Linked DNA regions of Mus musculus: region 2 is linked to region 1. A link is a loop called in an ENCODE intact Hi-C map of the cell type or tissue named here. Cell type or tissue: gastrocnemius. All regions are shown on one strand. Links, peaks and the distances in the headings refer to the core of each region. The heading gives the core; the rest is flanking DNA.

Evidence for each region. Hi-C counts contacts between places; a loop is a spot of excess contacts. Peaks named below come from ENCODE experiments on the same cell type or tissue, not always from the same donor. Only the 100,000 strongest peaks of a DNase experiment are listed, where the experiment ranks them.
Region 2: a loop joins it to region 1, with 22 times the contacts of the local background. A loop is called at or near these places in 26 of 42 quality-filtered maps.

What each region holds. Positions count from the first base shown.
Region 1 is chr2:172,328,193-172,331,001 of GRCm38, reverse strand. Gm14273 (predicted gene 14273) reads right to left here. Exons shown (of 5, transcript NR_166167.1): 2 at 480-655. Among named protein-coding and RNA genes, the nearest start is that of Gm14273, 5.3 kb to the right of the region's middle. In gastrocnemius, for the core only: a CTCF peak has its summit at 1,626 (motif pointing right); a DNase peak (open chromatin) is centred at 1,611.
Region 2 is chr2:172,220,374-172,223,182 of GRCm38, reverse strand. No RefSeq gene overlaps it. Among named protein-coding and RNA genes, the nearest start is that of Mc3r, 27 kb to the left of the region's middle. In gastrocnemius, for the core only: a CTCF peak has its summit at 1,324 (motif pointing left); DNase peaks (open chromatin) are centred at 594, 946 and 1,334; H3K4me3 peaks cover 390 bases.

The DNA of each region.
Region 1 (2,809 bases), core at 89-2,588:
CGGCTGTCATCCATGGAGTGACACTGAGCATGCCCATTGCAGTCGAGGACCAGCTTCATGCTCAGGAGTCATTGGCCAATGCAAATTGGACTCCGAGTTTTTCAGTACCTTTGGTTTTTTTGTTTGTTTGTTTTCTTTCTTTTTAAAAATTCTCTTTCTTTTTCTCTTTTTAAGAGAGAGAGGAAGAACATGAAGTTGGGTGAGTAGGAAGTGGGGAGGGAGTTGGGGAATGGAAAAGAATATGATTATACATACCGTATGAAATTCTCAAAGAATACTAAATAAATAAATAAGACCCCCCATGGCTCTGTCAGACTCCCTGGGTTACACAATTTCCCAACTCTTGGTGATAATCCAAGTTTCCTCCTCTACTTGCCAAGAGAAAGCCTTTACTTCTCCTTTTCCTCCTCCTCTTCCTCCTTCTCTTTTCATTTAGACAGGCTCTCAAAATTGTCCAGGTGGCATTTGAACTCACTGACCTTGAACTTCTGATCCTTCTTTTTGTACCTTCCAAGTGCTGAGACGACAGGCTTGCACCACCCTGCATGGCACACGATGGAATCCAAGACTTCGTGCACACTAGGCTAGTACTTTGCCTCAGTCCTGGCCTTCAGTCTGCCCGAAACTTCATTAACCAGGGAAGATTGAATTAAACCTGCAAGAAGGGAGCCTCAGTCACACATCTGGAAGAACCCAGCCCAGCTTTGACTCTTTTGCACCTGCCCACCCTAAACCTCTCCCTTCTTCTAAAATCACCAGCACCTTTATTCTCTCCCACCAGGAAGAGAGATTTAAACCTCAGCCGTCTGACCTTCAGAAGATCTTCTCTTCTCTTCTCTTCTCTTCTCTTCTCTTCTCTTCTCTTCTCTTCTCTTCTCTTCTCTTCTCTTCTCTTCTCTTCTCGCCATACCCTGTTTAGCTGCTGCTCACAATAATAAACCTGTGTGGTGTCTCTCCTGTTAGTCTGTCTATTGTCTATTGTCTATTGCTTGTACTAAAACCATCGGACCTTCAGAGGAAAACAGAACACTCCCAAGGGCTCTAGTTAACATTGAACAAGATTCTTAATGAGATTTTTTTCTCCCATCGGTGAATGGTGCGGGAATACCCCTGCGTCCATGGGATGACAATATTCTGAGTTTGTTGGGTGCTTAATCCCATGATGCCCACCTCTTCCCACTGTAAGGAGTGCTGGTGATGATCATGGCCATGTTTGCAGCATCCTTTAGAGGAAGCGCAGGCTTAATGTTTCCAGCTGCTGTTGGTTCTTGGCACTACAACCCCAAAAGTCTGGCTTCATTTAAATTTTCAAGTAAGAGAACTGAGGCCTCAGAAAGGTGAAGGAGGATGGGGGTGCTATCCCACGTGGCTGGCCAGTTCCTGGGAGCTCTTCCTGTTCCCGTACATTTCTGGCATGCTTGATGGGGGAGAGCTGCTGGCTTTGTTGGGAGACACTAGGTAAGAGGTTTCAGGGGACTGCAGAAGCCACCCCGGCATGACGGCGAGTTGCGGAGTTGCGAGTTGCGTGGCTCTGAGGCTATCAAGTGCAGATTGCTTTGGTCAGTCGCCACAAGAGCGGCTCTCAGCACAGGGCACCCTTGTAGCAGACACCAATACCCAGAAGGTGGCGCTGTAGGCTCTCCCACGGCCACGATCACAGAGGCAGAGCTACAGCAGCCCATAACATTTGCGGTAGTTTTGTGAAAGCTGTAATTTGCAAATGTAAGTACTTAAAAGATGATTTTCCTGAGTTACAGAGTCTTTCCACCTTTCAACAAAACGCCTCTGTGTGAGTGCAAATTGCTTCTTGTGGGATGCTGCCATTCCTCCATCACACTGGGGGACACAGGGCTAAATACAAAGAAACGAACCATTGTTGGTTTATTTCCTTATTGAATATTGTTAGCATGTTCAAAACGATCCTGTGCTTGTACAAAAGGTACTATTCAATGAACATATCTCCAAAGAGTATTATGCAAACACAGCATGCACAGATCTGCAGTTGAGGGCTCTGGGCCTGAGAGACCCCGAGTGAGTGGCGGCTGTGGAACCAACATGGTGGCATGTAAATCCCATTCCAGAGTGGTGCCTGTTCACAATCCGGGTTATGGGTTACCAACTAAGGACCCTTAGCCGTGCAGACTGTTCCATTGGCTACTGGCTGGAGAAGGACAAGCAGGGTGAGCAGAAAGGAGAGATTTCTTGGGAAGACAAAGCATTGTCAGGGTGCAGCTGTAGTTGTGTTGGCTCTTTGCAGTTTGCTGGGGTAGAAGTCACATAGCCACATACAGTGGGAACTGACATACCATGGGGCAGGAGGTCATTCTAGAATTTGGGTTATCCTGGAGTCAGAGGTCACTCTGGAATTTAGGGTACACTGGGGTAAAGTTTGGGATATACTAGGGTGGGAGGTTGCTGGGATTTGGGATATGCTGGGGAGAAGTCTGTCTGAGATCTGGGATATACTGGATGGGAAGTCACTTCGGGATGCTAGTGGTCAGTCTTCGCATGCCCTGTGCACTGGAAGCTTACGTAATTGAGCAAACCAATAGAGGGAAGCACTGCGCAGGGGACCGTGTGTGTCTGAGGAGCCATTGCTCACTCGTTCCAGGCCAGTACTTCCCGGCTTGTATACCTCAAGTGACCAACCCTTTCATCAAAATGCTGCCGGAAGGAATCTGCCTCCTCCTACCCAGGGCTGGAGGCTGCTTCTGAATCCCCTGGCTCTGGCTTAGCATGTTGATTAAACTCTGATCAACAGGGTTGGTTGAGCAGAAGTCATGCTCCGTGTGTTGTGAACTCAGCCTGC
Region 2 (2,809 bases), core at 149-2,648, 110 kb after region 1:
AACTCTCCAGCCCTTTGGTGCCAAATTGGTACCAGTAAGGCACTCAGCCTTCGGAACTGAGCAACTGCCAGGTTTTCGGCCCCTCTGATGAAGGCCATCATTGTTGGTGACTGTATGGACCACCCAGACCATCTCGTTCGAGCCAACCTAATCCCCTTTAATATATGCTCATATTGTCCTGTTCCCATCTACACTGACACAGGGTTGTTGAATGAGCGCTAGTGGGCACAGGTCCTCATGCTGTTTCTGCGTGGTGATGTCTGATTAGGGTCACCCAGGCTTCCTCTTCCCTGCTCTCTGAGAGCGTATTTCCTCTGAGCATCTCTCCTGTCAGCAGATGGAGCTGGCTTTTTTTTTTCCCTCTGTTGACCAGTGACAGTTCGTGTGTGAGGTAGGACATGGAGGATGCTGTCTTCACTTGGATAGGGTCCCTGTCATGTCCCCACACTTGTGGTATGGCTCTGGGTTTTGGTTCTTGAGTCTGGATCTTTTGGTTCTTGTTTGAAGCAAGGACAAAGGAACAGCGAATGCCCACCTGTGACTGGTCAGGAGAACAGTAAATGTCCTCCTGTGATTGGCCAAGATCCCTGAGAAGGCTCCGGAGCAGGGGGAGGGGACACGGGAACAGCGAATGCCCCCTGCTTGGAGACCGATATTCACAAGAGCTGCTTTTCCGTGCCCTTCACCAGCACAATTTTAAAGAAGTCAGGGAAAGGATTCCAATTTGGTCCTGGTATGGAGACCCCTCTCCCCCCATCCCCCACTTGCAAAGATCTGCCTTCAGATGAATAACTTCTCTACTGTCACCAAGGCGATTTGAATACCAATGGGGACTCTGAAGCCCACCTCTCAGCTGGTACCTGGTCTACTCTGTCCCTACTCTGCCAGGTAACAACTGAGCTTTCTGCCTGCTGCTGTCAGGCAAATGCCCTTGAGAAGTCCAGTTCCTCAGGCCCTAGGACTCCCTGTCCAGTGCTCACCAGTGCACTGCGGGTTTGGGCCCTTGCTTGCCGACTGAATTCTACCATGGCTGTACTTCCTACCTCAGTGGAACTGTGCAGACTGGATCGAGAGAATAGTAAATTGCAGCTTCTAGGACGCTCCTTGGAGACTGCAATTTGTTTTACTTAGCTGATTTCAAACATTTCACCAAATTTTATTCTGTGCCTTGGGATGCACGTATGGAAATAAATACACAGCAAACTTTTCTCTGGTTGAAGGGAAAGCAGATGTGCGTGGAAAGTAATAGAAAGTCAGAGTTCTAGGATCATACGGACCCTGAGCAGCCCAACTTCGCTAACGCCACACGAGAGGATTTGGCGCCACCTTCCGGCCAGACTGCGCATCGCAGCTCTGGGAAATTCTCTTGGGAGAGGATTTTGCTAGGAGCTTAAACAAACCAAGGCTTAAATGTGTTTAAACTATGTAGGCAAGCTTCTTAACTGTCTTAGTCAGGGTTTCTACTCCTGCACAAACATCACGACCAAAGAGCAAGTTGGGGAGGAAAGGGTTTATTCTGCTTACACTTCCACATTGCTGCTCATCACCAAGGAAGTCAGGACTGGAACTCAAGCAGGTCAGGAAGCAGGAGCTGATGCAGAGGCCATGGAGGGATGTTCCTTACTGGCTTGCTTCCCCTGGCTTGCTCAGTTTGCATTCTTATAGAACCCAAGACTGCCATCCAGGGATGGCACCACCCACAATTGGCCCTCCCATCCTTGATCACTAACAGAGAAAATGCCTTATAGCTGGATCTCATGGAGGTATTTCCTCAAGGGAGGCTCTTTTCGATAACTCCAGCTTGTGCCAAGTTGACACACGAAACCAGACAATACATTAACTAACAAGATATTTTGTCAGAGATAGGGTGGGGTGGGGTCACCTACCTCAAGATGCACTTTCTGCCACTAGAGGTGGACTGAGTCTTTTCCCAACAGAGTGGTGCTGCCTGGGTCTCTAAAATCTTCCTACAAACCAAACCACCCCAAAATACACCAAAGCCAAAACAAGAAGGTGTTTATTGACCCCCACCCCAGCAGTAGTGATGTGCCTCCTTTTCTATATTCTAATGGGGTCACTTCCAGGGTTACAGACTGAAATCCAGGAGCAGGCAGATGGGGGTTAATGACTGACGTGAGGAATCTGGAAGGAAGTTGTCTGCTCTCAGGTAATGGCAGAGGCAGAGAAGGTGCAGGGGGGAGGAGAGGGGTTCAAGGTGGAAGGGGGTTGGGGGGGGGCGTTCTGACTGTAAACAAGAACATCCATGAATTTCTAAGAGGATTCGTGAGAGTTGGCATAGATTATTGCCCCACACCAAAAGGAAAACACAAAACAAACAAACAAAAGCGACAACCACTCGAATCTCCTGTAACCCTCCCAGACCTCCTCCTTTCATCTTTCCAGTGTAAATATCAAATATAAATAGAAACACACCCCACTCAAAGCCTAGGGGAAAATTAACTGGTGGGTGGGGTGGTAGAGGCTTATGGGAAAAGCTGAAAGCCGTGTACTGGTGTGCAGGCTGCATAACGCCCACCAACAGGAAGTGCCTGCCCAGAAGTGTACTTAAGATGATTTTTTAAAAAAATATTTATTTATTTTATTTATATGAGTACACTGTAGCTGTCTTCAGACACACCAGAAGAGGGCATCAGATCCCATTACAGATGGTTGTGAACCACCGTGTGGTTGCTGGGAATTGAACTCAGGACCTTTGGCAGAGCAGCCAAGGCTCTTAACTGCTGAGCCATCTCTCCAGCCCTTAAGACGATTTTTAAGACTATTTTTTTCTTTCTGGGAAATGGATGGA